Linked DNA regions of Mus musculus: region 2 is linked to region 1. The links are chromatin loops, found by intact Hi-C in ENCODE. Cell type or tissue: heart. All regions are shown on one strand. Links, peaks and the distances in the headings refer to the core of each region. The heading gives the core; the rest is flanking DNA. Region 1 overlaps Gm46505 (a long non-coding RNA gene). Region 2 overlaps Gm41314 (a long non-coding RNA gene).

The links. Peaks named below come from ENCODE experiments on the same cell type or tissue, not always from the same donor. Only the 100,000 strongest peaks of a DNase experiment are listed, where the experiment ranks them.
Region 2: a loop joins it to region 1, with 4 times the contacts of the local background. A loop is called at or near these places in 4 of 42 quality-filtered maps.

What each region holds. Positions count from the first base shown.
Region 1 is chr15:42,863,216-42,880,107 of GRCm38, reverse strand. It overlaps Gm46505 (a long non-coding RNA gene), which reads left to right. Exons shown (of 2, transcript XR_001781596.1): 2 at 5,433-5,663. Among named protein-coding and RNA genes, the nearest start is that of Gm41315, 71 kb to the left of the region's middle. In heart, for the core only: no CTCF peak of the experiment used is centred there; no DNase peak of the experiment used is centred there; H3K27ac peaks cover 462 bases.
Region 2 is chr15:42,758,795-42,775,686 of GRCm38, reverse strand. It overlaps Gm41314 (a long non-coding RNA gene), which reads right to left. Exons shown (of 4, transcript XR_875324.1): 3 at 10,957-11,016. Among named protein-coding and RNA genes, the nearest start is that of Gm41314, 62 kb to the right of the region's middle. In heart, for the core only: no CTCF peak of the experiment used is centred there; no DNase peak of the experiment used is centred there; H3K27ac peaks cover 1,879 bases.

The DNA of each region.
Region 1 (16,892 bases), core at 3,459-11,458:
GGTATCATTGAGAAGAGTGTTATTCAGTTTCCACGTGAATGTTGGCTTTCCATTATTTATGTTGTTATTGAAGATCAGTCTTAGGCCATGGTGGTCTGATAGGATACATGGGACAATTTCAATATTTTTGTATCTATTGAGGCCTGTTTTGTGACCAATTATATGGTCAATTTTGGAGAAGGTCCCGTGAGGTGCTGAGAAGTAGGTATATCCTTTTGTTTTAGGATAAAATGTTCTGTAGATATCTGTCAGGTCCATTTGTTTCATAACTTCTGTTAGTTTCACTGTGTCCCTGTTTAGTTTCTGTTTCCACGATCTGTCCTTTGAAGAAAGTGGTGTGTTGAAGTCTCCCACTATTATTGTGTGAGGTGCAATGTATGCTTTGAGCTTTACTAAAGTGTCTCTAATGAATGTGGCTGCCCTTGCATTTGGAGCGTAGATATTCAGAATTGAGAGTTCCTCTTGGAGGATTTTACCTTTGATGAGTATGAAGTGTCCCTCCTTGTCTTTTTTGATAACTTTGGGTTGGAAGTCGATTTTATCCGATATTAAAATGGCTACTCCAGCTTGTTTCTTCAGTCCATTTGCTTGGAAAATTGTTTTCCAGCCTTTCACTCTGAGGTAGTGTCTGTCTTTTTCCCTGAGATGGGTTTCCTGTAAGCAGCAGAATGTTGGGTCCTGTTTGTGTAGCCAGTCTGTTAGTCTATGTCTTTTTATTGGGGAATTGAGTCCATTGATATTAAGAGATATTAAGGAAAAGTAATTGTTGCTCCCTTTTATTTTTGTTGTTAGAGTTGGCATTCTGTTCTTGTGGCTGTCTTCTTTTTGGTTTGTTGAATGATTACTTTCTTGGTTGTTCTAGGGCGTGATTTCCGTCCTTGTATTGCTTCTTTTCTGTTATTATCCTTTGAAGGCCTGGATTCGTGGAAAGATATTGTGTGAACTTGGTTTTGTCGTGGAATACTTTGGTTTCTCCATCTATGGTAATTGAGAGTTTGGCCGGGTATAGTAGCCTGGGCTGGCATTTGTGTTCTCTTAGTGTCTGTATAACATCTGTCCAGGCTCTTCTGGCTTTCATAGTCTCTGGTGAAAAGTCTGGTGTAATTCTGATAGGCCTTCCTTTATATGTTACTTGACCTTTCTCCCTTACTGCTTTTAATATTCTATCTTTATTTAGTGCATTTGTTGTTCTGATTATTATGTGTCGGGAGGAATTTCTTTTCTGGTCCAGTCTATTTGGAGTTCTGTAGGCTTCTTGTATGATCATGGGCATCTCTTTTTTTATGTTTGGGAAGTTTTCTTCTATTATTTTGTTGAAGATATTAGCTGGCCCTTTAAGTTGAAAATCTTCATTCTCATCAATTCCTATTATCCGTAGGTTTGGTCTTCTCATTGTGTCCTGGATTACCTGGATGTTTTGAGTTAGGATCCTTTTGCATTTTGTATTTTCTTTGACTGTTGTGTCGATGTTCTCTATGGAATCTTCTGCACCTGAGATTCTCTCTTCCATTTCTTGTATTCTGTTGCTGATGCTCGCATCTATGGTTCCAGATCTCTTTCCTAGGGTTTCTATCTCCAGCGTTGCCTCGCTTTGGGTTTTCTTTATTGTGTCTACTTCCCCTTTTAGTTCTAGTATGGTTTTGTTCATTTCCATCACCTGTTTGGCTGTGTTTTCCTGCTTTTCTTTAAGAGCCTGTAACTCTTTAGCAGTGCTCTCCTGTAAATCTTTAAGTGACTTATGAAAGTCCTTCTTGATGTCCTCTATCATCATCATGAGAAATGTTTTTAAATCTGGGTCTAGATTTTCGGTTGTGTTGGGGTGCCCAGGACTAGGTGGGGTGGGAGTGCTGCGTTCTGATGATGGTGAGTGGTCTTGATTTCTGTTAGTAGGATTCTTACGTTTGCCTTTCGCCATCTGGTAATCTCTGAAGCTAGCTGTTTTAGTTGTCACTGTTAAGAGCTTGTTCTTCAGGTGACTCTGTTAGCCTCTATGAGCAGACCTGGAGGGTAGCACTCTCCTTAGTTTCAGTGGGCAGAGTATTCTCTGCAGGCAAGCTCTCTTCTTGCAAGGCAGGTACCCAGATATCTGGTGTTCGAACCAGACTCCTGGCAGAAGTTGTGTTCCACTCACTAGAGGTCTTAGGATCACGTGTGGAATCCTGTGTGGGCCCTTGCGGGTGTCAGGCAACTCAGCTGGCAAGGTAGCCGGGGCTCGAGTGGAGTGGAAGGGGTTTGTGCCCCAGATCAAGCCCGGGTAGCCTGCTTCCCTATGTACAGCAGTCTCAAGTTCCACGCGGTTGGATTGGGGTAGGCGCTGTGTTCCACTCACCAGAGGTCTTAGGGTCCCGTGGGGAGTCCCGTGTGGGCCCTTGCGGGTGTTGGGCAAGACTCTGCTGTCAAGGTAGCCCGGGGCTCGAGTCTCGAGTCGAGCGGAAGGGACTTGTGCCCCAGATCAGGCCCGGGTAGCCTGCTTCCCTATGTACCGCAGTCTCGAGTTCCGCGCGATTGGATTGGGGCAGGCACTGTGATCCACTCACCAGAGGTCTTAGGGTCCCGTGGGGAGTCCTGTGTGGACCCTTGCGGGTGTTGGGCAAGACTCTGCTGGCAAGGTAGCCCGGGGCTCGAGTCTCGAGTCGAGCGGAAGGGACTTGTGCCCCAGATCAGGCCCGGGTAGCCTGCTTCCCTATGTACTGCAGTCTCGAGTTCCGCGCGATTGGATTGGGGCAGGCACTGTGATCCACTCACCAGAGGTCTTAGGGTCCCGTGGGGAGTCCCGTGTGGACCCTTGCGGGTGTTGGGCAAGACTCTGCTGGCAAGGTAGCCCGGGGCTCGAGTCACGAGTTGAGTGGAAGGGACTTGTGCCCCAGATCAGGCCCGGGTAGCCTGCTTCCCTATGTACCGCAGTCTCGAGTTCCGCGCGATTGGATTGGGGCAGGCACTGTGATCCACTCACCAGAGGTCTTAGGGTCCCGTGGGGAGTCCTGTGTGGACCCTTGCGGGTGTTGGGCAAGACTCTGCTGGCAAGGTAGCCCGGGGCTCGAGTCACGAGTTGAGCGGAAGGGACTTGTGCCCCAGATCAGGCCCGGGTAGCCTGCTTCCCTATGTACCGCAGTCTCAAGTTCCGCGCGATTGGATTGGGGCAGGCACTGTGGTCCACTCACCAGAGGTCTTAGGGTCCCGTGGGGAGTCCCGTGTGGACCCTTGCGGGTGTTGGGCAAGACTCTGCTGGCAAGGTAGCCCGGGGCTCGAGTGAACCTTCACTTTCATGCTCTCTGAACACATACTTCTTTCACTTGCTTCTTTGAAGTTGATGAGTTTGATATAGTTCTGTTTTTTTTTTTTGTTCTTTTGGGTTTTTGTTTTTGTTTTTTTGTTGTTTTTTGTTTTGTTTTTCAAGACAGGGTTTCTCTGTGTAGCCCTGACTATCCTGGAACTCACTCTGTAGACCAGGCTGTCCTGGAACTCAGAAATTCACCTGCCTCTGCTTCCCAAGTGCTGGGATTAAAGGTGTGTGCCACCACTGCCATGCTAGAGTTCTGTTTCAAAGGAGTTGAGGCTTGACACCATGAAGAGAATCTATGAGAGGCTATTTGTAAAGTCTAGTTGCAGCATAATACAGCACTGTTTTGCAGATGTCAGTACCATGAGATGACCATCAAAAACAGAAGCACCAGTAGAGCCTGAACAGGCAACTGAAGCCTAGAAGATGAGGTGTGTGTTACAAAGGGCAGAGCTGAAGAAGTGACCCCAGCCCTTAGTGGAGCCTTGAAGATTATGAGTGAATCACAGAGATTGGACAGAGTTTAATTTTGTTTTCTATTGTGACTGTGCCCTAATATGTTTTCTCTCTTGAAGTAAGAAAATACTGTAGTGGAGCCCACAGTTTAGAGACTTTGAACTGTAAAAAAAGAAATTAATTTCAAAAGATATTGCATAATTAAACAAGATTGTAATTTTAGTATGTAAGAACTTATAAAGACTGTTGGATTTTTAAAGTTATTATATCTTGGGGATGAATAAGAAAGTAATGGTTGATGCTTAATAGTGATGTGTTTGTATGTCAAGTTGACAAGGGGTCAATTTTACTGGCTGGTTTGGGGTTTCAACTTGACACAAGCTGGAGTTATCACAGAGAAAGGAGTCTCTCTTGAGAAAATGCCTCCATGAGATTCAGCTATAAGGCATTTTCTCAATAAATTATCAAGGTGGAGGGCCTTGCCCATTGTGGGTGGTACATCCCTGGGCTGGTAGTCTTGGGTTGTATAAGAAAGCAAGCTGAGCAAGCCAGGGGAAGCAAGCCAGTAAGCAGCACTCCTCCATTGTGTTGGCAACCACTCCTGCATTCAAGTTCCTGGCCTGTGTGAGTGCCTATCCTAACTTCCTTTGGTGATTAACAGCAATGTGGAAGTGTAAAAAAGTTTTGGAGTGTATACGGGTCAGACAAGAGTTTGAATAGGTCATGTTCTGTGTGCTATCTACAAAAGAAAAATCAATTAATCAATTGCATTTTGTTGAGATCAGTTTTATAATAGGTATAATTTCCATAAGTCAGAAACATGGCCCCTACTATTCTTTGCCCATACACACACTTTCAATTATAGTACATAAACCTTAGTACAAAAATCAACCTTCATTCTCAAGTATTTTAGTACCATAAACGGTGTGTATGGCCCCATGGGCCATCACTTTCTTAATTTACTGAAAGTCTGAGTGCATTTAATAAATGCTGGATATTCAACGCCAAGGCTAGTCATCATTGGTTATTTACTTCACTTCTCATCTGCAGCAGGAGAGAAAGCCAGATTCCCATCGCTCTTCAAACACCCCTCCTCGCAACTGGGCGGTGGGGAGAGAAAGCTTCTGCCAAAACAGAATTTGTACAGCTCTCCGTGCTTTGGGTGCTGCCAGTTTTCCTAAATCTAGAATCAGAATGAATACACCATCTTGGAACTTTAAATCTCTGATGTTCCTTGACACTTGGAGTGACCCAGGCTCCGAGGGAGTGAGCTCAGTTGTCTACTCTGCTTCTTAGGCAATTTATGCTTTTGTTTCAATCCCCTCATGCAGTTCAAACCATTTGTTGGCATCAGTCTATATGAGGCATGATAGGAAGAAACCCAGAGTGGTTTACGAGTGGCCCTTGGGAAAGGCCATTATGTATTGAATAACAGATTTTCTGACTTATCAAGAAAAGAGGAGTTTGCACTGGTTTCCAAATGTTAAAGTAGTGATGGCAGAACCAGGTAAAACTGGGAGTGATCAGAAAGGATGAAATGTTCAAGATAGGACAGTGGAGGCTTAGAACTTAAAGCCAGCAGGTTCTGGCTTTTCCCGTGATCTACTGAATTCCCAGATTGAATTCAAATTATTTTTCTTGTTAATCTGGGAAGATGGATCTGTGTGTTCTAACCAGACCAACTGATGTCTCACAGATGTCACCGAGAGCTGTGAACAGCGGCCATGCCTGGATGTTGCCAAGTGTTAGTGTGGATATCAAGGAAGGATGAAGAGAACGCGTGGAGTGGAACGGAAATTGTGTTCAAGTAGTGTGCTAGACAGGTGTCTGGAAGCCTGCGTCTTGGCACAATGAATTCGTTGTCTCCGTAATAGGAGGGGCTTACTGACACTCCCTCTGTGTGGTAAAAATACACCCAGCAATTTGACAACACAGTTTATCTTTCTGTTTTAGCGAAGAAACTGCTTTCATTTTGTTAACACCACTCTGGAGTGCTCGGCCACCCAGAAGTAAGACGCTCCAACCTCTTCTTTCTTTGGAGAACTCTCCTGAGATAAGAGTAGACCTATCAATTATCTTCCTGAGAACTGACAACAAATACTTAACTTACCACACTGAAGTGTCACTGTAATAATTGTTCTGCTTTAGTAAATGCCTATTGCATTTTAAACAGCAAAAACATGTCAGCAGCACAGGTCAGCATTATAGAACACACATTTTCTGATGTTGGAAGCACCCTTTCGAATGAAATTGATATTGTTTCTAAATTCCATCTTTACAGGTAATATGGAAATGAGGGCTTTTCAAAGCTAGGCCATGTTGCTCTACTTTCTATTTTTCCCCTCTGTCATACCACAACCAAATGAGAAAACTTTTGTGTATGTGTATGTGTATGTGTGCAAAACCCACTATAATACTAAGCTAGTAATTTTATAGTTGGCAGATGTCTTTACTGTCTGCTTTGTTGCTAAGTTATCTCATTTGAATTTTGCTTTAAGTTCTAAATTGGATCTAATCATTCATTCATTCACTCCTTCCTTCCTTCCTTCCTTCCTTCCTTCCTTCCTTCCTTCATCTTAAGCTGAGTATTAAAGTCAGACCCTTTTTTGTGCTGGGCAAATGCTCTACAACAACTGAGCTATGTCTTCAGCCCCAAAATCACCTGACTTCTACTCATCTTTCAAATTATGTTAATAAAAATACCCACTACACAGCATTTGTTTGGATAGTTAAATAAATTAATTCCTAGGAAGCTTTTAGAACATGTTGAAATTCTCATATAGTGAACTCTAAATTCTTAGCTCTTAATTTTATCTAATGGTATTAGTTTACAGTTAAGAATAGTAAAAGTTAAAGTTAATATTCATAAATCTGAACTCAGAAATTTTATTATTTAAGCCTTTGCCTTGCAATTTAAGGCTTGTGTATTTTCTGTATGAAATGGCAATTCTTATTAATGTTATATCAAAATACATTTATCCCCATGAACCCTGAACTATCCTATTTTGATAGAGTTTTATTTTAGTCTCATATGTGGTCTAGACACACCTAAGAAGTCAATGGTCATGGTCACTTGAACACACCACTCAAGGAAACATGCTTGAATTTCAGCCCCTTTCATTGCAATACATGGGTCACATATTTGAAGAGAAATCTAATCCTAGTAAGATGGCATGAATGGATTCTATATTATAGCCTCTAGGACCTATGTGGTACCACACTCGTAGGCTCAGAAGCATTATTATTACCGAGACATAGCATTATTCCTGATTCTAACGTTATGATTTATTTTTAGTTCTTTGAAAATTTCAAAGAAGTAGATGGAAACCCTGAAAATATGTTATTTTAAAATTTTCCAACTTTTGCTACTCAACTACTTATTTCACATGACCACTAACTAAACCTTTCCAGTGCCCATTTCTTAATGAAATGAAGTGCTCATTGTAATTGCTGTAACCTTTAGAGTCAGCAAGTAGCACTTCTAATCTGAACAAAACAGTTTGCAACATAGAACATAGTTCCAAGAATCATTCATAAGCTCCCAAGAACTCTGGCTAGCCTGTCAGACACCTATCTGTGAATTGTCTCCTGCCAGATGATGGCTGTGGTCCTGTCACCCTCGCCAGCCCCATAAGTCTCATTCACACTCTTTTAATTGGCAGGTTCCCACTCTGGGCACCTCTGTGACCCTTCTAACATTTTTTAAGGCAGATAACTTTACCCTGGACATTTGGCTCAGAGCCCGCTACTGTGAGATTTCTTCACTCCCCTTCCCAATGATCATACTAGTTCATACCCTTCAAGTTCCAGCCTAAACATTTTGAAAAGCACATTCCAGGGCAGAAAGGCACAGTAGCTTCAGGGAGTTGGCTAGACCCTTCAACTGGACAAAAAGGGCATTGGGTCATTGAAGAGGAGGAGGAGGGGGAGTGACAAGGTGTTTTCCTTGGACAGAAAGGAGGAGATTATCTTCCTATCAGCTATTGAGGACTCAAGGAAGCCTAAAGTGTGTGGCATTTGGCTTCCAGCATGATTTTGATTGTGGGAGCTATCTCAGGAGTCCTGATAACAGCTTTGGTGACCTTTGGGGTCTGGAAACAGTTTCACTGATTGAAGTCATATAAGTTCAGCTAAATTTGAATGTGTTGTAAATATTTATCTGACAGCCTGACATACTTGAAATTAGGTGATAAAGCCCCATCTTTCCTAGCATATAATTTTGGAAATCACTTTCTGGATGGGATTAAAGATTATTCATATAACAGAGCTATACTTTTTATGCTAATAATCCTCAGGCTACAACCCTCTTTTACAGAACAGGGAATATTATCTGGCAACTTCATTTTTCTAAATATATTGGACTTTTTATTGGATACCAATGAAATTTCATGGAGGGACTGAACCCCAAGGAAACATAGGCAGACTGATCTGGCCCCAGCAATCTATTTCCCCTCAAAATTTCAGAGACACTGGTATAGACAAGCAGAAATCCAATGGGTATTTTATGTGAGGAAAGAGTTAGCAGAGCAACATTCTGTTCCAGTGAATTATGAAGTTGGATAGTAGCAGGCGAGATGGGAGATGGCCAGTTTCCAAGAGATCATTCTGTGTTGCTTTAAAGACTATACTGGGCTCAACCTCTTGTAGGTAAAGCTACATCTAAGAAAACAGGAGCAACACACAGGAGAGCAAGAGCCCTGGCAGGCCCCACATCCTATGTGCCACTCCCATTCCATCAGCAAAGGCAACATCTTTACTAGCAGGAGTTCAGACTGGAAAGAAGACTGCCAAGAATGAAAATGTCCAGGCTTGGTTGAAACTCAGACCAGAACTGATTTAATGCAGGCATTGTTAATGGACTAGGCTTTGTTCCCATTGTTTGTCTCATTGGCTATAGTAGACATTTAATTGCAATTGTGCCTTTTTGTGCAAATCCTAGTGTCTGTCCACTCAAAGGAAGATATAACATCTCTTCAGTGTAAGATATGTGGATTACTTTTTTCTGATACATATATTTCTATGACATATTTCAATTCATATGCTAGATACAGCACGATCAATGATAAATTATAACAAACTAAATGAAATGGAATAATTTGAGCCATGCTGAGATGGTTCAATGGGTAAGGATGTTACTTGCTTACTACTGCAACTTAGGAAATGCCCACATGTACACCACATGATGAAAAGAGAAAACGTACTTCTTCAAGATTTCCTCTGACTTACACGCTTGCATAGTGTGTGCCCACACATCCAAATACACACAAATACAAAAATAAATAAAATATATTAAGATGTAACAATTATAACAATATACTATAAGGTATTTAATACTTATTAACTGCTGACTTCCGAAAAATTTTATGTGATGTTTTGGACTATGATTGATCCAGAGAATCACACACACAGAAATCAGAAAACTATTATCCACTTCTCAGTGAGGGCATATCTAATGACTTCCTTTGTGATTGGGTTACCTGACTCAGGATGATATCCTCCAGATACATCCATTTGTCCAAGAATTTCATAAATCCATTGTTTTTAATAGCTGAGTAGTACTCCATTGTGTAAATGTACCACATTTTCTGTATCCATTCTTCTGTTGAGGGGCATCTGGGTTCTTTCCAGCTTCTGGCTATTATAAATAAGGCTGCTATGAACATAGTGGAGCATGTGTTCTTATTACCAGTTGGAACTTCTTCTGGGTATATGCCCACGAGAGGTATTGCTGGATCTTCCGATAGTATTATGTCCAATTTTCTGAGGAACTTCCAGACTGATTTCCAGAGTGGTTGCACAAGCTTGCAATCCCACCAGCAGTGGAGGAGTGTTCTTCTTTCTCCACATCCTCAACAGCATCTGCTGTCACCTGAATTTTTGATCTTATCATTCTGACTGGTGTGAGTGTAAACTCAAGGTTGTTTTGATTTGCATTTCCCTGATGGTTAAGGATGTTGAGCATTTTTTCAGGTGCTTCTCAGTCAAACATAGGAAAATCAAGAAGAGGGAAGACCAATGGGTGGATACTTCATTTCTCCTTAAAATAGGGAACAAAATACCCATGAAAGGAGTTACAGAGACAAAGTTTGGAGCTAAGATGAAAGGATGGACTATCCAGAGACTACCCCACCCGGGGATCCATCCCATAATCAGTCACCAAACCCAGACATTATTGCATATGCCAGAAAAATTTTGCTGAAGGGACCCTGTTATAGCTGTCTCTTGTGAGGCTATGCCAGTGCCTGGCAAATACAGAAGTGGATGCTCACAGTCATCTATAAGATGGAACATAGGGTCCCCAATGGAGAAGCTAGAGAAAGCACCCAAGGAGCTGAAGGGGTCTGCAACCGTATAGGTGGAACAACAATATGAACTAACCAGTACCACCAGAGCTCATATCTCTAGCTGCATATGTAGCCGAAGATGGACTAGTTAGCCATCACTGGGAAGAGAGGCCTCTTGGTATTGCAAACTTTATATGCCCCAGTATAGGGGAATGCCAGGGCCAAGAAGTGAAAGTGGGTGGGTAGGGGAGCAGGGAGGAGGGAGAGTATAGGGAACTTTCGGGATAGCATTTGAAATGTATATAAAGAAAATATCTAATAAAAAGAAAGAAAGAGAGAAAGAGAGCGAGAGAGAGGGAGGGAGGGAGGGAGGGAGGTAGAGAGAGAGAGAGGGGAAGAGAGAGAGAGAGAGAGAGAGAGAGAGAGAGAGAGACAGAGAGAGAGAGGAAGGAAGGAAGGAAGGAAGAAAGAAAGAAAGAAAGAAAGAAAGAAAGAAAGAAAGAAAGAAAGAAAGGGGGAAACTATTATTTAATTCTATTTTTCAGTTCAAATCATTTTAGTAGCTAAGACCACCTCTAATTTACCTTTCGAGATGCCACTGGAAAATGTTGTCATGAGGCAAATGCCATCACATTTGAGACAGCTGTAAGCCTGTCCACTGGAAGAAATCCTAAGCCCATACTGTGAATCCCATCTGTGGTGTCTACGCCAAGCATTCATTCATTACAGGTGTAGGATTATAATGCATTACAACATATGAACAGATTCCAGTGAATTAGGCAGTGGACAATCATGCCCAAGAGGAAAGGTGCCCAAGTTTTTCCATCTAACAGATCAGGATATAATTTCAAACGGGATATGTTAGTGAAATGTTTGAGATATCAAATGTCTTCATTGAGAGAGGCATAACCAGACATGTAAATCTAATTATGGAGCCACCTTTAGCCAGGTGAAGTGTATTGTACAACTGAGTTTCTAGAACAGCATATTTTTAGCTAGGGCTCTCATCTTATGGAAGAGAAGTGGTTAGTACTTCATACCCAGAGCAAACTTACTTAAGGAAATACGATACTATAATGAAGAAGGAGTGGTATTTGTGTTCATATTTGTCCCTTCAGTGACCACTACATACATAGAAGTTGATGATAGATCTCTTTCCAAATAAATTTAACCTCAGAATTATTACTCTATAGAGCCTTCTAAAGAATCACTACTAACCAATTCTCATAGACATATATGAATTGGTTTTTATCAACCTCGGTATAAGTAGTCTCAGAAACCATGTTATTAGAACACTGTTCCTATTTTACTCTTGCCTGAATGGTCTTAGAACTCTCATCCAGACACTGATAATTCCTACTGGAGAATAACTTTGGAACTGAATTTCTAGAATTTCATGATGAAAATGACCTATATCTGTTCTGAAATTTCAGCCTGTGATAGTTTGTTTTAGTGTGGCCCAGGGAGCAGCACAATTTGAAGGTGTGGCCTTGTTAGAGTAGGTGTGGCCTTGTTGGAGTAGAGGTGTCACTTTGGGTGTGGGCTTGAAGATCTTCATCCTAGCTGACAGGAAGTCAGTATTCTGGTAGCAATCTTCAGATGAAGATGTAGAACTCAGCTCCTCCTGTACCATGCGTGGCTGGATGCTGCCATGCTCCTGCCTTGATGATAATGGACTGAAACTCTGAACCTGTAAGCCAGCCCCAATTAAAGGTTGTTCTTAGAAGAGTTGCCTTCGTCATGATGTTCACAGCAGTAAAACCCTAACTAAGACAGAAATTGGTATCAGGGACTGGGGTATTGTTGTTATAGGCCTGACCGTGTTTTTGTCTAGAAGAATGTTGATTTTGGGGACTTTTGTGGATTTGGAAAGCAGTGGAATGATTTAAGTGGGGCTTAATGGGCTATCCTAGGAAGAATATAAAAGACTTTGTTGCTGAGAAAGAAAGAAGGAAATCAGTAAGGCGTCTGGACAAGGACCTCAACATAAACTGAATACCCTAAACATAATAGAAGAGAAAGTGGGAGATAACTTTGAATGTATTGGTACAAGAGACAATTTCCTGAACAGAACACCAGTGGTTCAGGCTCTAAGATCAACAACTGAGAAATGGGACCTCCTGAAATTGCAATGCTTTTGTAAGGCAAAGGACACTGTCAACAGGACAAAATGGCAGCCTGGAAAAGATCTTCACTAAGCCTACATCCAACCAAAGGTTAATATCCAAAATATATAAAGAACTCAATAAGTTAGACTCCAAAATCCAAATAACCTAATTAAAAATGGGGCACAGAACTAAACAGAATTCTCAACCAAGGAATCTTGAATGGCCAAGAAGCACTTAAAGAAATATTCGGGCTGCAGAGATGGCTCAGTGGGAGCTGGAGAGATGGTTCAGTGGTTAAGAGCACTAACTGCTCTTCCAGAGGTCCTGAGTTCAATTCCCAGCAACCACATGGTGGCTCACAACCATCTGTAATGGGATCTGATGCCCTCTTCTGCAGTGTCTGAAGATAGCAACAGTATACTCATATACATAAAATAATTAAACAAATAGTTTAAAAAAAAGAAATTTTCACACTTTGGTCATCCTTCTTGAGCTTCATGTGGTCTGTGAATTGTATTCTGGTTATTTGGAGCATTGGGGCTAGTATCCACTTATCAGTGAGTGCATACCATGTGTTTTCTTTTGCGATTGTGTTACCTCACTCAGGATGATATTTCCTAGTTATAACCATTTGCCTAAGAATTTCGTGAATTCATCATTTTTAATGGCTGAGTAGTACTCTATTGTGTAAATGTACCACATTTTCTGTATCCATTCCTCTGTTGAAAGACATCTGGGTTCTTTCCAGCTTCTGGCTATTATAAATAAGGCTGCAATGAACATAGTGGAACATGTGTCCTTATTACATGTTGGAGCATCTTCTGGCACATGAAGCTCAAGAAGAAGGAAGATCAAAGTGTGGATACTTTGGTCCTTCTTAGAAGGAGAACAACGTTCTCACAGGAGCAAATATGGAGATAAAGTGTAGAGCAGAGACTAAAGGAAAGGTTACCCAGAGACAGTCCTACCTGGGGATTCATCCCATATACAGTTACCAAACCCAGACACTATTGTGGATGTCAAGCACATGCTGAAAGGAGCCTGATATGGCTGTTTCCTGAGAGTCCCTGCCAGAGCCTTACAAATACAGAGGTAGATGTTTGTAGCCAACCATTGGACTGAGCACAGAGCCCCTAATAGAGGAGTTAGAGAAGGGATTGAAGGAGTTGAAGCAGTTTGCAACTCCAAAGGAGGAACAATAATATCAAACAACCAGACCCCCCAGAACTCCGAGGGACTAAGCCATCAACAAAGGAGTACACATGGTTCTAGCAGCATATGTAGCAGAGGATAGCCTTGTCATGCACCAATGGAAGGAGAGGTCCTTGGTCCTATGAAGGCTCGATAGATGCCCCAGTATAGGGGAATTGAGGGCAGGGGGAGGGAGGATGTGATAGGTTATTTCCAGGAGGAAGGGAAATTGGGAAAGGTGATAATATTTGAAATGTAAATAAAGAAAATATCCAATAATAAAAAAAAGAAATGTTCAACATTCTTAACCATCGTGGAAATACAAATCAAAACAATGCTGAGATTCCACCTTATACCAATCAGAATGACTAAGATAAAAAATTCACAGGACAGCACATGCTATCAAGGATGTGGAACAAGGGCACTCTTCCATTGCTTGTGGGAATGCAAACTTGCACAACCACTCTGGAAGTCAACCTGAAGATTTCTCAGGAAAATAAAAATAATTCTATCTGAAAATCCTGCTATACCACTCCTGGTCATATAACCAAAAATGCTTCATCATAACCCAAGGAAATGTGTTTCACTATGTTCATAGCAGATTTAGTCATAATAGTTAGAAACTGGAAGCAATCCAGATGTCCCTTAACTGAAGAATAAATACAGCAAACTTGGTTAAATTACACAATGGAATATTACTTAGCTATTAAAAACAAGGACATCATGATTTTTGTAGTCAAAAGATGGAACTGGAAAATATCATCCTAAGTGAGATAACCCAGACCTAAAAGGACAGGCATGGTAAGTATTCACTGATAAATGGATATTAGCCATAAAGTACAGAATACTCATGAAATACCCCACAGATCCAAAGAAGTTAAACAAGAAGAAAGGCCTAAGCAAGGATGCATGAATCACACTTAGAAGGGGAAACAAAATAGTCATAAAAGGCAGAGGGAAGGAGGGACCTGGTTGGGGAGAGAGGAGGAGGAATGGAATCTAGAGCAGGACTAGGTGCCAGGAGATATAGGAGAGAGGCCCAGAGGGTCAGGAGAGTGGATATCTGCTGCTACCTTGGGTAGTGGGTAGGGGAGAATCTCAAGGAAGTAGCAGAAACCTGGACTAGGGGAGCTCCCAGAAGTCAGTGCAGGTGACCTTAGCTGAGATGCCTAACAGTGGGGACATGGAACCTGAAAAGGACACCTGGTGGGAGGGTAAGAACACCAACTCACCCACAACATGTTCAAGTCAAAATTTGTTCTGTCTAAAAGAAGTTCAGGGATGGAGAAGAGACCAAAGGAAAGTGCAACCAACAAATGACCTAACTCAAACCCCATCCTATGGGCAAGCACCAATCCCTGACATTATTAACATCACTCTGTTATGCTTGCAGACAGAAGCCTAGCATGACTATATTCTGTGAGATTCTACCCAGCATTTGACTTAAACAGAAGCAAATACCCACAGCCAAACATTAGACAGAGGTCGAGGGCACTTATAGAAGAGCTAAGGAAAGGACTGAAGGCCCAGAAGTAGACGGGAACCCAACAGGAAGACCAATAGAGTTAGCCAACCTGGACTACTGCGAGCTCTCAGAATCTGAGGCCCCCAAAGAAAGAACATACAGGGCTAGAACAAGATCTCCAACTCATCTATAGCAGAAAGGCAGCTTAGTTTTCATGACTGCCCTGTTTGGCCTCAGTGGGAGAGGAAGTACCTAGTCTGGAAGAGACTTGATGTACCAGGGTGGGAGGATTATAGAGGGGGACAGGGTATTAAACTCTCTCAGAGGAGAAGAGGAGATGTTGGGAGCAGGGACTCAGTGAGGGAAGGACCTGGAGGGTGAGCAGTGTTTGGGATATAAATGAATGAATGAATGAATGAATGAATGAGTTAAAAATAGATACCAAATATTAAAGAAAAAATGAGTAAGGATGAACTGACCAATCTGCAAGCTCCACTATGTTCATTCTAGCACAACTGACAGCGATTGAGCCCTTGCTTCATTCCAGGTAATTGATAGGTATTGTGCTAAGGTCTATACTAAGATTAATTCATACAACAAAACTATATGGCATATAATTCAAATTTTACATGTGAGGCACAGGAGCCTTGAGAGGTTAAGCAGCTTGCTGGATGGTTATCAAGCTAGACAGCAACTAAACTGCTGATGGTGGTTCTTGCATGAACTTGCAATAAAGATATTAGTAGTAGGTAAATTATACTCCATTAGACCAGCATCTCTATTAAAAAGATGGCCTTTAAGCTAATAGTGAGCAGTCAATGAAATGTGGGTAATTGAACAATTTAGTCTGAGGCTACAGCTTTGGGTTATGTCACTTTAATGTGACAGCTTGACTTAATGATGTTCTAGATGAACTCTTCCGGTGATACAGTTTGAGAAAATATGTTGCAGTTTATGGGAACTATAAGGATTTATACTGGCTTTACTCATGATGGAAAACATATCTGCTCATATTTACCACTAGGATATAGAGGGGAAATTACATATGAGCAGTGTGTTAGTTACTTTTAAAGTTTTCTATCAACAGATTTTCACATTCAGCTGAAGCCTTTCTGCTCTAATCCAGCCTTGATGTGCAGCTATTTGATAAGAAATTGTTGTTGCTTTTTTAGATGTATAATAAGTACCCTCCTCACCTTCAGATGTTAAATCACACCTATAATAGCTATAAAGAATGTCCATCAAAGTGGCTGATAAATCATAGTGAGGGGAACAGGATGAATAACTGAAGCATTCCTTGGTTGTCAGGCTCTTGGAGTTCAAACACTAATGTGTTGAACACTGCTGAACTCTGAATGCCTGGGCACATCACTTGACCTCCCTGTGTTTCCATTTCCTTATCTATGGAACCAGGCTAATAATACTGATTGACCTCACAAAGTTTAATTAGACCATTGGGAAGTTCTTTGAAAACGTTGAAGTATCATTTGTTGGCACTTAGCTTCGTGAAAGGTTTGTGTTTTTAACACACCATGCCTTGAGGATGTGTCAGTATGGCTGCCAAATTATTTCCCCATCATATCTCTTTTGGATTCCCTTTGAAGTCAGTGGAAATTAGGCTGATTGAAGGCACTGAGTGGGAGATTTGGGTGTGCATTGTGTTTTGTGGTGTGTTTGTAGTGGGCTGGACTCTCCCTGGACAGAACAAGCCATGCTTCACTCTGGAAAGGGAGTTTCTTGATCCTCCATGTATTGGGAATGAATGCTGGTTCCTCAGTGAGCTAAACCCCAGAGGAGGAAATGTTTGGCAAAGATATATAAAAAAAGTTTAAATTATTTGGCAAACATTAAATCATGTTTTAGGGAACATAAAGGATAACAGGTTCCTCCAGGGGAAGATTAGTCCTTGTACTTTTTGTGCACAGCTGTTTTTCCATAATTATTGTTAAGTAAATGCATTATGAATAAGCAAAATTATTATACTCATAGCACATACAATGATCTTCATGAAACATATAATGAAGCTTTTAGAAAACATTTTGTGACTTTTATTTACTTTCCATTTCTGTTAGAGCAATCACCAGAATACTTTTAATTTCGTCTATAGA
Region 2 (16,892 bases), core at 4,552-12,551, 110 kb after region 1:
ATAGGGTGAAGGAGCTGTGCACAGTATTTACTTTGATAGGATGGCCCGGAGACATCATTGTTTATATCTGCTTTACACTTTTTGGCGTCTATTTTTTACTATTTGAAATTTTTCCTTGAACTTTTCTGTAACGTTTGAAAAAATTAAAAAATAACATTAGTAAAAGAACACCTGCATGCATGTCTTCAGATTTTGACACTAATTTTCTACACCATTACCTCATCTGTTTACAAATGTATTTATCTGTATCTATATATTGGTCATCTATATACATATTCTCTGCCATCTCTGTCTGTCTGTCTGTCTGTCTGTCTGTCTGTCTGCCTGCCTGATGTGTAATTTTTCTGCACCCAGTAAAGGAGTATTGACTGTGAGTATTTAATGTTACTCAGTGTAGCCTATGTTTCTCAACTGACAAAAGATTATTTTATGTAATTCCAGCACTGCAGTGAAAGAGTAAAATTAGTATCAAGGAACCAGTACTACGTAAATCACCATTCATTTACTTCTTAACTAACAACTTCCTGTAAAGCAGTCCTCAGTTTTCAGTACTCAGCATTTCAAGATTCATCCTAGACTATGGTTCTCCCATTAGCTCTGTCACTTCCACTTGCTTTAATATAAATTATTTCCATAGAGAGATGTCTCATCTAGTCTTTCTTTTTTTCTGATCTCTAATTTTGAGCTTGTTTCAAGTTATAGACTCGCTATCAGAAACCACATGGTTAATATCACAGCCTTAACTTATGATGTATCTTTTATAGATTTTTATGTCCCTCCCAACTGGCCCTCCTGCATTGGTGATATTGATAGCGATATTAAAACATTTCCCTACATTACTAACGAGCAGGGAAGCAGCCTGAAACCACGATAGAGTGCCCAGCCCTGGAGTGCCCACAGTGGGGTTAGAATTCATGATCTTTTCTTGGCCCAGTCAAGATAGTTGCAAATTAAGGATTTATCAAACAATCTATTCCTTGTTATTATTATTATTGGAACAATCCTGAAGCCAGTTATTCTTCCAGAAATCCATCTCAATAGCAATATATATATATATATATATATATATATATATATAACCAGTGACACGGAATATTTGCAGTTTCATTTTAAGATAAGCTTTGAAACTAGAAATTGCATGTAATAAAAAATACTCCCTGAAAATATCTTAGGAAGGCCAATGTATCGTACATTTGAAAAAAAAATCCAGGAAAATCGAAGGAAAAGTTTCTTACTTTTTTTCAGTTATTTTAAATGGAAAGCTTTCAAGTACCTGTAGTGTTTTTCTGGAAAAAGACTAGGCTCTGAGCAAAGTGCAATGACAGAAAAGTTAGAACCATAGTCATTCTTAAGTATAACCACATTAATTTATAGGTTATGTCTTTGTTGATGCCATATGAGTCTTCCCATCACTAAATATAATTAGTTAGATGGATTGAAGAATTAATAATCATTATTCAATAGTTTAAATGTCTACAGATGAATATTTAATAGGTCGATATCTTCAGGAATTTTTAAAGTATAAAAACAAAAGGAAAATGTCCAACTAGTACTTACCCACTTCTGTCTGTATTATACATTTCTGCTAAAGTCATTTTCTAGAGCATGTCACAATCCTTGGGATGAAGAATATAGCTTGTGAAGAAAATAATTCCCATATGTCTTAAACATACTCTACAAACAAGTACTTGAAAGGAGCCAGTGCTTTCTGCCTCTGTTCATGGTCACTGTCTCTCCCTTAGCTTATCCCACACACCTGCCGAGAAAGGCTCCATGCTCTTGGAAGGTCCTGGATAAATGTCTTTTTGAGTGAATTAGTCAAAAATATTAGGGAAATGGAATAAATGATTCGTGCATTGCCTCTCAGCTACAGATTAAAAGCAAGCCTCTCTGACTTCATGCCAGTGCTTTCCCAGTGTCTCAAGCCTGCCATTTGAATGCTGCACACTCATATTTGTGCCCTGATATGGGTTGGAATGCGTATGTGTAAATTCACAGCATCCCTAAGAGCCTGTCCTTGCTTGTTCAGTGTTCATTCTCATCCTCTTATGAGCCAATGATGCTAGCCAGAGGACCACCTTAATACTTCCAAGAAAATGATTACTAAGTCCCTCCAAATTCTGAATATCTTGTGTCCTCACATCTTTAGAGTGACTACGATTTGGAGCAAGGAAAAAGGATTGGAAACAGCTTTGGATTCCTGGTAACATTAATAGTATTAGCTTTTGTTCTTCAATATCCATAAGTCATGTTAATAAATAAAAAGAATAAGGTTGTCAGCCTGGACTCAGAGAAATACACTGGAAAGTTCCACGGTGGAAAGTGGCTCCTAAGAATAGTGAATTGCAAGAAACTTGATAAAATATTCATGATGAAACTAAGATGCAATCCCTTTCTGTTTTCTCTTTTAAAGACAGATCTTCCTCTATAGTCTCAACTTTCCTCAAAAGATCCTGCCTCAGCATATCAAATGCAGTTTATAGGCATGCAGTAACATGTCTCACTTCATTATACTACTCTGTATTTTATTTGATTTTACATATGACAATATCTCAGCTTTATTTTTCATGTCCTTGATGAGTGGAATGTTATTGAATATGCTCATATAGAATTTGATCCATAATATACGATGAATTTCATATGTATCAGTTATTTTTCCGTTGTTCTGGTAGAACACCATGACTGATGGCAATTCAAGGAAGAGAAGGTTTATTTGGGTTTTTGGTTCCAGAGGGATAAGTGTCTCTGATAGTGCAGTAAAAGAATGGCAGAAAGTAGAAAGCACGGCCACTGGAAAACAGGCTGAGGGCCCACATCCTGAATCAAGAGCAAGATGCTGAGAACAACAAAATATCCGAGAGGTTTTAAACTCACAAAGCCTGCTATGATTCACTTCCTCTGGAAGGTCACACCTCCTCAACCTCTCCAAACAACATTGTCACCTGGAGACCCAATACTCAAATGCCTGCGACTGTGGGTGGGCAGTTTTCTTAATTCATACCACCAACTTCAAAATAATCATCAACATTATATATTCCTTAATTCTCATAATAAAAGTTGCAGGAAAGCATATTTTGCTCCTTTAAAATATGAGACTCAAGGTCATAAAAAGTCTTCCAAGAACAGGTTACTTTGGTGGTGAAATTTCTCATTCATGTCTGGTTTTGACTTCTAATGAGAAATGTTCCATATAGTTCTAAGAATTTAGGTTTTCTCTCTCTCTCTCTCTCTCTCTCTCTCTCTCTCTCTCTCTCTCTATATATATATATATATATATATATATATATATCCTTCAAATGAGTAAAAACTCATAGTCATACATATGTCATACATATTCCCAGTGTTCTAAGTACACACACCACTGAACTGGGGGAAATAGAACATGAGTGATATATACTGGAATTTAAGACATTAGGTTTTTAAATACCTAAGGTGTTTTAATAACACATTTATATGATGCTACTAAAACTCTGAAACTCATGGATTAGGAAAAGGTCATGGTTTCCAGACAAGTACATGTTTGCATCTTACTGGTCCTTTCTGAAGCCCTGTAATAACCATTGTTATCACAAATCATTTACCTATATACCTATGTGTAATCCCACGACCTACAAATCTATTGTCTTACCTGGCAGAAGGTGTAAACAGGTGTGGATACATTAAGCCGTTTAAGATGAGATTTTCCTGCATGAAAATCAAAATCTTCATGGTGGTCCAGAAGTATAGAAGATGGAGGCAGAAGAGTCAGAGTGAGATGAAGAGCTGTGCCAATGGAGTAGTGGGATCTATACTTGGTATGAAGTTTGTTCCTAGTCTTATTATAACTTGTTATGTTATGATATCCCTGGAAGGCCTGATCTTTTCTGAAGGTAAATGGAGGAGGAATGAATCTGGGGGAGAGGGAAATTGTGGAAAGGATCTGTGAGGAGTGGAAGAAAGGAAACTGCAGTCAGGATGTATGAGAGAAGAGAATATATAGATTAGATATAGATATAGATATAGATATAGATATAGATATAGATATAGATATAGATATAGATATAGATATAGATATAGATATAGAGAGAGTTATATATATATAAAGGGAATGGTAACAATCAGAAGCTGGAGCAGGCAGGGGAATAGGTTCCTTGGACTACATTGGTCCTTGAAAGTTATAAATGCATTCAAGATGTAATTTTGATGCCATTTTGATGATGTGTTAAACTAGCAATGGATGACAAATGCAGTTTTTCAGCACAATGTGCAACAAATCCAGTGTCCTAAGCCTTGCCTCAAATGCCCTCGAAGATACAACCTTCCTCAACTCCCCTGTCTGCAAGTAGAAGTCAAATTTTGGGTCAATTGCCCCATGCTTATAAATATCAAAGTGCTGACAACTTTCCTGCATGGCTTATTTTAGGAAAGTTGGCCTTTCTCGGCTTGGGCCCGTTTCGTCTTCTCTATACTATGGTAGGTCTCCCTCTTCTCATTCACCAGCTCCTTCCACACTTGCATCAGACAGGTAATTAACTTAGTTCGGTTTCTCTTTCAGAAGTTTTCTCAGTAACATCCTATTTTCTTTTCTTTTCTTTTTTAAAAATTAATTATTGTATTCATTTACATTTCAAACAATATCCGCCTTCCCCGTTACTCCACAACCACCCCATCTCCCCTCCCCTTTTGTCTCTATAAGGGTTCTCCACCACCCACTCACCCACTCCCACCTCACTGCTCTAGCATCCCCCTATGCTGGTGCATCAAATCTCCATAGGACTAAGGACCTCCCCTCCCTTTGATGTCAGATAAGGCCATCTTCTGCTACATATGTATCTGGAGCCATGGATCCAGAGTTGGGTTGCTCTGGTCACAGCTCTTCTTCAGCTTCCTTGTCTCATGTATTCCATTACTCTTCTTTATTCTTTTTCCCCCACCCCTTAAGATCTCATCTTCTCTTCTGATTGTCTTGTTTCTAGTTTTATGATACACACACACACACACACACACACACACACTTAAAACTGAGAGGTACTATATAGGAAAGAAAACATGGCATCCTTTGAGGCTGGTTAATTTCCTTATCAATGTATTTTTCATTTTTTCTTTATGATTGGATAAAATTCTATCATGCTTATTTATCACTTTTTTGTTGACGGACATATAGGTTGGTTATATTTCTTAGTTATGAATCGTGCAGTAATAAGCATAACTACATATCTCTGTGTTAGGGATTAGAATCCTTTAGATATTGATACAAGAAATTATTGAAAGAAGAAAAACTACAAGTACTTTTTTTTTTAATTTTAAAATAACATCTATACGGGTTTCCATAGTGATTACATCAGTTTTCCATTGCAACCAGTAATCAATAGTGTTTCTTTTGACCCACATCTTGGACGGAATTTGTAGCTTGATGTTAGCCATTCTTGCTGAGGTGAAATGAAATCTCAAAGTAGATTTAATTTTCGTTTCAAATATTGGTTGAGTGTGTTTCTTATTTCACAAATTACCAATTCAGTTCACTAGCTCACCGACTGGATGGCTTAGGTGTCTTAGAGTGTTTGTTTTTTGTTGCTGTTGTTTTGTTATTTTGCAATATTTTATCTGATCTCGTATTTGTTTTGGGGGGTTGTTGTTGTTGTAGCTCTTGACCCTGCTCTGATGTATTGCTGGCAGAGATGTTTTCCTGTTACTGTTTCTTGAGATTGCTTGCTTTGCTATACAGATTTTTAATTTACACAATCCCCTATGTCTATGCAAATTTTTGATGACTTGCTATTATATTAATTTTCAAAAAGTTCTTGTATATTATAGATCTTGATAAGATCTTTGATCTATTTTTAGTTTATGTTTGTGAAAGATTAGAAATAGTTTTGTTCATATATTATGTGGCTATTTAATTTTCTCAGCACTGTTTGTTAAAGAGGTATTGACACATTTATTTATTAGTCAAAAACTAGGTGGGTATCACTGTGCATTGTTTCTAAGATCTCTGTTCTATTGCACTCACCTTTGTGTTTGCTTTGAGTTTCCAATGCTCAAATAATTCACCCTGACCTCAGTTTATCTCCATGGTATCAGCTGCCATACTCCATGGAACTATTTATAATTTTCTCATCCTGACTGGAGAGTGAGATCTCAAAGGGCAGGGACTGTGGTCTTATTGTTTTATTATAAAGTCTGCAAGGTGCCTGGACAACGTCATTGCTGACAAAATTTTGCTGAGTCCATGTCCTCAAGAATTTTACATTCTAAAAACAACTCTGATATTTAGAAAAGAGTTAAAGCCTATATAAAAACCAGTTCTGAGAAAATGAAACAAAAGTAAATGGTTGCATTGATGGCCTAGCAAATCAATCTTTCATTGCACAATCTTGATGCTCTTGAAAATCATAAAATTGAATTTTGTTAAAGGGGGAGCATGCTGATTTATAAAATGATCCACATCTATAGTTTCTTTTGTCAAAAATATATGTCTTACCTGCTATTCCCATGTATTTAGAGTATGTGCACGAAACAGGGAACTTCTCACAGGTTGGGATTCAGTTTACTTGAAAGATTATTTTCATTTTAACAGTGAAGATAAAGCATCGACCATTCAAGGAGAAAGCCCCAGTCCTATGACAATCTAAGAAATGACTTACTAAGAAGTTAAATAAGTCCTAGGCAGCTTCTAATATCAAGGAGAGAGGAGATTAGACTTAAGAGAAGGGCTGGGATTCACTGGGGAAGTTTGCTTGCCTGATACTTGTTATGCACTAAAAGTTAGGAGTAGAAAACCATGAGAAACATAATTTTAAAGTAGTTTTCTGTTCACATGAATTCAATTAAATTATGTTCTGTCTGTACTTCAGCTTGTAAGAACAATTATACTAAACAAATGTACACTGGAAATCAAGGATAACTTTTTTTTTATCAGCTTTTCTTATCTCAGTCTAAGTCAGGTCCTCCAACGTTTGAAAAGCTTTGATGCTTTGACATGATGTTTGCCAAAGAGGGGTCTATAATGAGCAGCCAAATTCTCTGTATTTCAGGCACTTTCTTTACACTCCCTTTGAAGGAGACTGTCAAGTGTGTCGCATGCTGTTTGTCAGTTAACACTTGGGGAGAGAAATTCACAAAGGGCACTTTATGTACCTTCACAACAAGGATATCTTTGCCAACACTTCAGAGCTATTTTGAGTTTGGGAGTTGTAAGTATCTCGGTTTTTTTAAGGTGATAGTAGCTGACCTAGGATGCCTGGGTCTTAAGTGAGTTTGTACTTTCAAGACCTTTTGACACTTGCCTGTGCCTTCAATTGTGTGTCAGATGACTTGTGTCTTTTATTTATGTGGTTATCTTCATTTGATGAGCCTTATAATAATGACAATGATTATAAAAATCAATAAACTGTATGTGTTATTTTCTAATTATACAGCATTATGATCTTGTTGAATGAACATTAGAATCTGGAAGTAAGTATGATTATTAGTTCTGTGTATAATGAGAACATAGAGCTCAGAAAGTTAAATAAAACAGCTATAGGAACAGTACACAAGAGGAGAAATTAAATCTTCACTGGGAATTGGATGAGTTCAGCACTCTCTGTTTGTTTGTCAGGACTTTTAGAAGACCGCAGGTGCCAAAGGAAGTAGGGGTTAGGAGTTTATGTGGTGGGCAGGGTGGACGTATAAGTAGGGAAGAGCTTGCAAAAAAGCATCTAAGTGCCAAATTGATGTTTTCTTAGCATATCCTAGGCTCATGGTGTGTGTGTGTGTGTGTGTGTGTGTAATGTATTTGTGTGCGTTGCTCATGTGCAAATATGTATGTCTGCATGGTGTATGCATGCTTGTTTTCCCATTTTCTGATTTTTCTTGTATGCTCTTAAAATATTTTGGTAATATGTTTTACCCTGGGATCTTTGGAGGCTAAACTTTTTTTTCCATCTTTTTTTTTGTAACTTATCTAGCTGATAATATTTGTAACTCTCAATACCTACAGATCAGAGCTAGGAAATAAGAGGGCATCCTTTTGTAGCTCTCATTACAAGCTGATCATAGACTTTCTTTGTACATGGTTGCCTTGGAGAATAATGGAAAAATAAAGGAAAACCAAGAATAAAGGCGGTATTCTGGAGACCAGGAAAATAAGCATCAAGCTCATTTTGGAGACAATAGTGGATGGGTTCACCTTGACAATGCCTACACGTTTCTCTCTGGCTCTCATTCTTCATCACAGTTAATTTCTCTCTTCCTTGGCTAAAGAGATGAGTAGTAAGGAAGACAATAGATTTAAAGCCCAACAAAGGGATCTTTTACTCCACATCCTCTCTGTTCCTTCCTGAATAAGGGCTCTTAGCCATGGGAGGTCTATTCTGAGAAGCCTAAGCATTTCTACCTCAATAGCTATGTCTTTCAGAAAAACATGGAAATACTTGTAAAGGAGCAAAGACCCAGTAAACTTGCTGCTTTAAAGGGAATAAACCTTACAAAGGAAACGGTGGACACAGCAAACTCCATCCTCCCTCAGTAGCAGCATAGCGTGAAATACTGGCCATTCACTTGCTTATTTGCTTTGGAAGCAATTTGTTTTGTGTGTGCAGTTTTAAGTTTAGCTTCCCATTTAGAGAGCTGTATTTCTAGCATTTCAAGGTGGTCCTGGGAGTAGTGAGGTGAGTATGTGTTGAGTTGATGAACAAGTCTTTGCTCTTTCTATGACTGTAACTTTGCTTATTAGTTTCCTTTTCTTCAGAATCTATGAATACACTAAGTCTCCCAGGAAGCAATATCAAGAGAATTGGAATAAATCCCTTCTGTGAATTCCAACAACTCACTGTATCCTAACAATTCTCCAATCACAGCTTCTGGAGGGGGTTGGTCTGGTACTGCTATGTATTCAGATGCTAAAAACTATTTCCCAAGATCTTGACAGGGAGCTCATCACATACACCAAATGATGCTATGTAACCTTGCTCTCAAAGGGAATTGGTCACTAAAAGGCTAAATCCTGTGACTGGGCAGTAGATAGAAGTAGGAGGGTTTTCAGTTACCTTGCAGATAGAGGGAGAAGAGAGGAGAGCAAAGAATGAGGAAGCTACCATGAGAGGAGTTGAACCATGAGCATGGGGCCAGAAGAAACAGTGAGTAATAAGGGACATATATCCCCTGGGATATAAGTTTAAATAGTTTCAAGACTTGCCCAACCATTGGCTTTAGCCTTTTATTGACCAATTAACTTGGGGACCAAAGTTACATAGCATCATCTGGTGTATGTGAGGATCTTCTCATCAGGGAGCAGCTAGATCATGCAGGACATTATTTAACTCTTGAATACACAGAAGGACCAGACCAGCTCTCTACATTTAGATTGGTATGATGCTGCTATGCACTCAAAAGCGAAATTCTCTACCTGAAGATTTGACTGGTCTAAAATGAGCAGATCCTCATGTATACCAGCTTTTGTTGTACAAACTTTGTCCCCCAAGTTATCTGTGATTGATTAATAAAGATGTCTATAACTGGGGAGAATGTCCTTGGTTCCTGGGCTTGGTATCTGAGGCAGGGACCACAAGGAAGGGAAAAGAGAGAAAGAGGAAGGATGAAGTTGCCATGGAGTATGTAGATCATGGCCATGAAGGCCTGCCTCTTGGAATAGGAGAAGCCCAAGCAGAACATGGCAAGTGATATCTCCGGGTTATTGACAGGGAAGTAGATAAAATAGCACAAAGGGTTGACACCTGTCCAGTTTAAGGCTTATTATAAATATAAAGATTTTGTGGCTCTTATCTAAGATGGGGTAGATATCCCCAAATAATATTTACTTCAACAAAAGTGCTCTGGAGAAATATAGTGTAAACTGGGTATGATGGCACAGACTTGCTGTCCAAACACTTGCTGTGTTTGGGAAAGACAAGCAGGAGGATGGCTACAAGTTTTAGGCTATCGCATAACCTTTTGGCTAGTGAGTTTCAAGCTAGTGAAAGCTATAGAATGAGAGCTTATCTCAAACAACTAAGAAAAAAAATAGTTTATTTAAAGCACAAACAGCATTTATATGCTTTTGTACTTGTTTTACACACACACACACACACACACACACACACACACACACACACACACACACTGATATACTCTCACAGAAATGCTTAGTTATTATTATTGTTAATGTGTGGTAACCTTGTTTTTGCTTAGGTCCAATTCCACTATCACCCTTACAAATTATGTGATGAATAGGCACCATTTTAAACTTAAAACGTAGAGAAATTTGGTAACTTTATTATGTATTCAGTTATCAGTGATCTGGACCCAAGCTTTGGCAGTCTGAGAAGTGTGTCAACATGCTGCTGCTTTTAACTAGCCTTGGAAGAGTCTGCCTGGAATCTCATGACTCCTTTGTAGTTTCTAATAACAAAATATGTCCACTAAAACCAAGCCAAGAGGACTTAGGGAAGAGATAGTGATAAAATATATCTTTTCCTTTACAGTAAATTTTCCTAATAGTTATCAAGCAATGGAAAAAGACAAAAGTGATGTTTATATGGCTTAGATTAATCTTAAATCCCTTTGTGTTGGCAAATGATTTATAAATTGATGTACCACTTGGTCACTTTCTTTTTTCTCTGTTGCTATTTCTCTATTTTACATTTTCCTGCCATTTTACTATTTGTAGGTATGATCTCTTAGGGTGAAAAGAAAGTTCAAATCCAAGAATAATTTAGTTGAAGGTCAGTTTCCAGCATTGACTAAAAGAACGACCATTTATCTAAGGCAGCTGATACCTGTGAGTTATAACTTTAACTCCTGTCTTGGTAATTGATCCATGGGATCTGCTTTTTTAGGGTAAGGACATGTTTTTCCTACAGACTTCTTTCCATTTGTTCTAGCCATATGAAATAATGATCTATGCAGATGAATCTCAGCATTTGCCAAAGGCTCCTTTAAGCATGAATTGATTTTTAACACTTTTTATTGATTCATTATGAGTTTCACAACACGTACCCCAATTCCACTCATTTTCCCATCCTGATGAATCTGCCTTTTACTCTTGCAACCTTGACCCTACAAAAGAAAACAAAAAATAAAATAATAAGCAAGCAAACAAACAACATAAACTGACCTCACTATGGAAGCTGTGGCGTGTCATAGGAAGTCATGTAGTATACTCTGTTGCAGGAAACAGAGAATACTACCAACTCTCCGCAGTGCCTGACCACATTTCTGCTCTCCTGCCGGTCCAACATTTATCTGTGGCTAGCCCCTGCAGCCTCTGGCTCGCTTGTCCCACAAGCCACTAGTTCCTTCTCTGCTATAATTCTCTGCAACCAGCGGTTCCACACTACAGTAACCAAATAGACCAGCCATCCTGTAGGTTTATAACACAATACCCTGTAACCCAGTTGAATCAAGAATCTTAAAGCTTAATTAACCAATAAGATTTATATATCAACAAAACCACAATTTACAACATGCCAATACAATAATTCCAGAGCCAATTGATAATGATAAAAGCTTTATCCCAATATTTTTAACCTTGTGAAACCATACCTACTTGTGGCTGGAAAAGCCACGAGTGCATATCAGCAGCCATCTTGGTTTTCTTGCTACCTGAGATGCCCTGTCGCTGCAACTCTTAGCTCCGCCTCCCTTTCCCCTGTCCAATCACAGGCCTCCCACTGCCCTAATGTAATTAGACAGGGAAAATCCCAAGACAGTACTCATTTGCCTAAACAGCAGCTTTACTTGCAAATCTTCATTGCCATGAGTCAGTGGTCTAGCTTGAGGCCTCTAGCTTTTGCCATAGTATCAATACTGGATCCTCATAGGGACTCTGTTCAGATGTCCTATTATTGCCCTGTATCATGGGGATCCTGCAGCTTTAGTTCTACAAAGCTGGTTCCAGGAGTTCATAGATGGGGTAGATGGGGTGATTGGAGCCAAGTGAGGATTTCCGAAAATAATTTTTTTTAATGAATTGAAGTCTAGTTTTACGGTCTTTAGAGTAAAATATCCCGAGAACTTCAGTGCGATATTGACAAAAGAAAACTGTAGGGAATGTGGGCATGATTCTATCCCTTTCTCAAGCTCCTCCTGTAACTGTTCCTCGTAGAACAGTTATGCAGCACAATTATCTTTATCCATACTACTGGCATTCAGTTACTCTGGGTTTAAAGATAAAGGTCCCCCACAAAACTCTTTCTTTTACAATAGAAATTATATAGATGTCTATCAAACACCCAGCCTGTCCCTGCAAGCTTAGACAGAAATGGACTTTCACACCTCTTTTTACTGAGATGATATTAGTGTCACTGATGAACAAGAAGCATGTTACTTCCTAAAACTCTAAGAGAAGTAGAGGGAGGGAGAGAGAAAGAGAGAGACAGAGATAGACAGAGAGACAGAGACTGGCAGGGCAGAAAGAGACAAAGAGACAGAAACAGACAGGCAATTTTGTTTAGACTCTTTCTCAAAATATTAGAAATGAAATATAATGGGGTTATTCTAGCTCCATGAGTTAAAAGGGCATATGTAAAGCCGGGAAGTTAATTAAGAGCCATTAACCTCCTACAGTACAAGCATGAGGACATGAGTTTAGATCTCAGGAACACTGGTAAAAATCTGGTGGTGAAAATGTGCCTGCAGCCACAGAACAAGGGGATGGATGTAAAGGCAGAAAGAGCTTTAGATGCCACTGGTCTTCTGGTCTAACTGAATCAAGCAGCCTCAGCAAAAGACTCCTTATCAAAACGTAAAGGTGATGAGTAGTTGAAAAAACACAGATAACATCAATGCTGGGCCTCCACAGCCATGTTCACACACATGCATCTATACTAACAAGTACATACACTGCACACACAAACAATGCATCACACACACAATGAACACATACACGCATGTGCATGTGTGTTTGTCTCTCTTTCCAAACTATGACCAGTGCTATCTAGTTTTACAAACCATATAAACGATAAGGATGATAAACAGATTTAAACATCTTGCTTAAAGTACAAAGACTCAACAACCAAATGAAAGAGAGTTTGAACGTATTGTTTAATTTGAAAATTAATCTAAATTCTCATGTTTTAAATGTTTAGTATTGTTTACAATTTCCATACATCCCAGAAGGAAAAAAAATAAAAAATAAAAAAATATCAACAACCCTGATATTATCGTTGATTGCATACAGTTTTGGTTCATTTTACTCACCCACAGCCAGGAAAGATTGAAAGCACCACTATGTCTCATTTCTATAAGACAATTCGTCAGAGAATTAGAAATCTTTACTATCTTAGTTACGGTTTCCTTTGCTGTAAAGGGAGTCCATGATTAAAGCAACTCTTAAAATGGACAACATTTAATCGCAGCTGGCTTACAGGTTCTGAGGGTTAGTCCATTGTATCATAGCATGAAGCATGGCAGCATCCAGGTAGGCATAGCCCTGGAGGAGCTGTTCTGTAGGCCAACAGGAGAAGACTGTCTTCCAGGCAGTTAAGAGGAGGGTCTCAAATCCCTTTTCCACAGTTACATGCTTCCTCCAACAAGGCCACAGCTACTTCAACAAAGCAAAACCTCCTAATAGTGCCACACCCCGGGCCAAGCATATTCAAGCAACTACATTGAAATAAACGGAAAGGTGCTCATTTGAATGCTTCAAATATGCTCACATAGAAACCAAGTCTTGTTTTGTGTTATCATACTTTTAAAACTTTGCCATAAAGTAAATTTTGCAATCCCTGTATGCGTATATTTATTCAGTAATTCATTAAATAAAATATAGTCAACAGACACATAAAATAATAAAATAGCAATAAAAATTAAAAAAGAGTAAGATGCATATAAATAATCACAATTATAGGCATTTCCCCCTTTCAGTTCTTATATTCAAAACCACAGAGCATCATTGTGTAGAATGAAGACATTTTAGTCCAGCCTCACAACACTACAAATATCAAACCTTTTATTTGGCATCACTCAATTCTCTCATAATCTTCAATGAACATTTTCAGTATTGATCTTTCCTTTCTTTTCCAGACTGAATCAAGATAATTCTCATTCAATAACAAGATGAAAAACATCAAAGCAAGATGTACTTTTGATCACATAAGGCTGGTGGCTTTTTTTGGTAAACTGTTCAATTTTCTTTTTGAATGAAGTCTCTGTCTTAGTCAATTTATCCACCTTTATTCTCCTCTGTGTAGTCCATTTGTCACTTACCACCATCTGTGCACTTCCCAGTGATTTAACTCTCACTGGCTTCTTGCCCCACACCCTGTTTCTAAACATCTCAATGTTTGGCAAGATCCTCACACTCATCCCAGTCACCTTCCTCAACTAAAACTGTCTAGCTGGCAGACAAGCACTTTGAAACTTCATATCTAGTTTCTCATGCTACTGATATATTCTTTTTTTGGCATACAAATGTCAACAGGTAGGATCAAGTGGAAAGAAGCATGAAAGGTTAATTCCCCAATATCAGCATCAACTATAGGAAATGTACCTGCAGAGTATCAGCTAAGTGGAGCCCCTTGAATGAATTGTGGTCTGTGACATCTACTAAATTAGAAGGTTTCTATTGCAGGGAAGACAAAATTAGGTTGTTCCAATGTCATGGCTCACTGGGTAAAGAACAGAGACTGCCTTTACACAAGAGCTTTTCAAACATAGAAAGCTAGTTTTACCCTAATCAAATAATGAAAAGTTTGTGCCAAAATTCAAAAGAACATTACCAAACATAATTATTTTAAATAATTATTCTAAATACCTACTAAGACTTGATTGGCTGAGGATGCACTCACTTGAGGAGTGCCTGCCTAGCATGCACAAGGCCCTACATTTGATCTCTAGTCCTGCAATACAACTTGTAATAAAGACATAACCAAGATATGCCTGTCATCACTATTGTCAAGAAAAATTTAAATTATAATTGTGTTTAGTAGGAAAAAGAACTTTATTTGATCTATCTATCTATCTATCTATCTATCTATCTATCTATCTACCTACCTACCTATCTACCTAATCTATCATCTATCTACCTATTTACATATCTATAATCTATCTAACCTGGCTGCAACTTTGTCTGTGGAATAGAAGCTATAAGATGGATTTTATAAAAATGGATCCTTTTAAGGAAATTATAAAGTGGTTTATGGGAGATTTACTTTTTTACACATTGATTTTTGTGACTGGTATTTCTATGATAAAATAATTAGATTAAAAAAAAGAAACACTGAAACTTATGATGTTTTATTTCACTTAGGAGCCTTGGGAAATTGAAGACATGGAAAGAGAGAAATGTACATGTTATGGAGAGCCACTCAGACATGTGATTGGAGGAAAGGGACAACAAGATCTAGGGAAAGCTGTCTGTTGGCTTCTCCTCCTTGTGCTTGTTCCTTCCTTTGCTCTGGGAACAGAGTAGACCTCCTAAAATGAGGCTCAGATTATGTGCTATAGAAGGCTCAAGAACACTTTTCTGGCTTGCTTCAAGGGTAATGGCAGGTCAGTGAAACACCTCCTTGTTTCTGCTAGTTTCTCAAATGGCAAGTTACCATATTTTGGGGTAGTATTTTCTGACTCTTATCAAGGTAGTTATGTATTTATTGTTGGAAATAAGTGCAGATCTGTACCATTTTTTTCTTCTAAGTACTTTTTCCTTCCAAAATTTCTCGTCATGTGCTATATTTCTAAAGATAATTATTAGAATTGGGAAACTTCAAATAAACACGAAATATTTACTTCTTTCCTTCCTTCTCTCTATCCTTCCTTCCTCTCTTCCTCTTTACTTCTCTCTCTTTCTTCTCCTTCCTCTTTCTTTCCTTCCTTCTTTCCTTTCTTCCTCCCTGCCTCCTTCTGTACCTCCCTTCTTCAGTCTCTCCCTTCCTTCCTTCCTCCTTCCTTGCTTCCTCCTTCCTTTTCTTCCACATGATTTTAGTGTGTGTGTTAGTTTGAAGAAGGGTTCCCATTGGGTCTTATATTTGAATTCTTGGTCCTAGGTTGTTGGAACTGTTTGACAAGGATTAGGGGGTATGGCTCTGTTTGAGAAGGTATACCACTAAAAATGGACTTTGAGTTTTCAAAAGTCCATGTCACTCAGTTCGTTCTCTCTCTCTCTCTCTCTCTCTCTCTCTCTCTCTCTCTCTCTCTCTCTCTCTCTCTCTCTCTCTCATGTTTATGGATGAGAGTAAGGTGTCTCAGCTATTGTTCCCACACCATGCTTGTTTGTCTGCTGCCATGCACTATGCTCACTGCTATGACTGTCATTGACTCACCCTCTGAAAACCATAAGCCCTAATGAAACTTTTCTTCTATAATTTGCTTTGGTCATGAGGTTACTTCAATTTAGTTCAAAGTAACTAAGATAATAAATACATAAATATGACTGACCTTGAACTCCCAATCCCAATTTCTCCATTTTCCAAGAACTGGATGCCAGTTCAGTGCTGCTACACTTGGCTAAAAATAATTTTCTTAGTAAAATATTGAAAAGAATTTGTATGCATGGACACTGATTTCTTTAAAATCATATTTAAGAAAAAGAGCTACTTGTAAAAGTCCATATTGGTCAAGAAGAGACATGTACATATAGTAATGAAAGATGAACTAGGAATGAATGTAGGGTTCATAATTAATTACCTGGACTCATGATTCTTAGTAGTGAAGACCTCATGAGATGAATGAATAAGGATCCCAATACACAGATTTTAGTAGCTTAGGGAAACACAGTTATCTAAGTATTGATCCCAAAACCTCTCTAAAAAGAAGACACACTGTGATGGAGTGAACAAACTACTAAACAATATTACCTCAATTAAGAACATTTTTGTTTACAAAATCACAAAGAACTACAGAACATTTTATATCTTTTAACTTGCTATATTAATTTTTTAGAAAATCATTGCTATTGCCATGCAATGATTAGCATATTATTTATGGTAATTAGT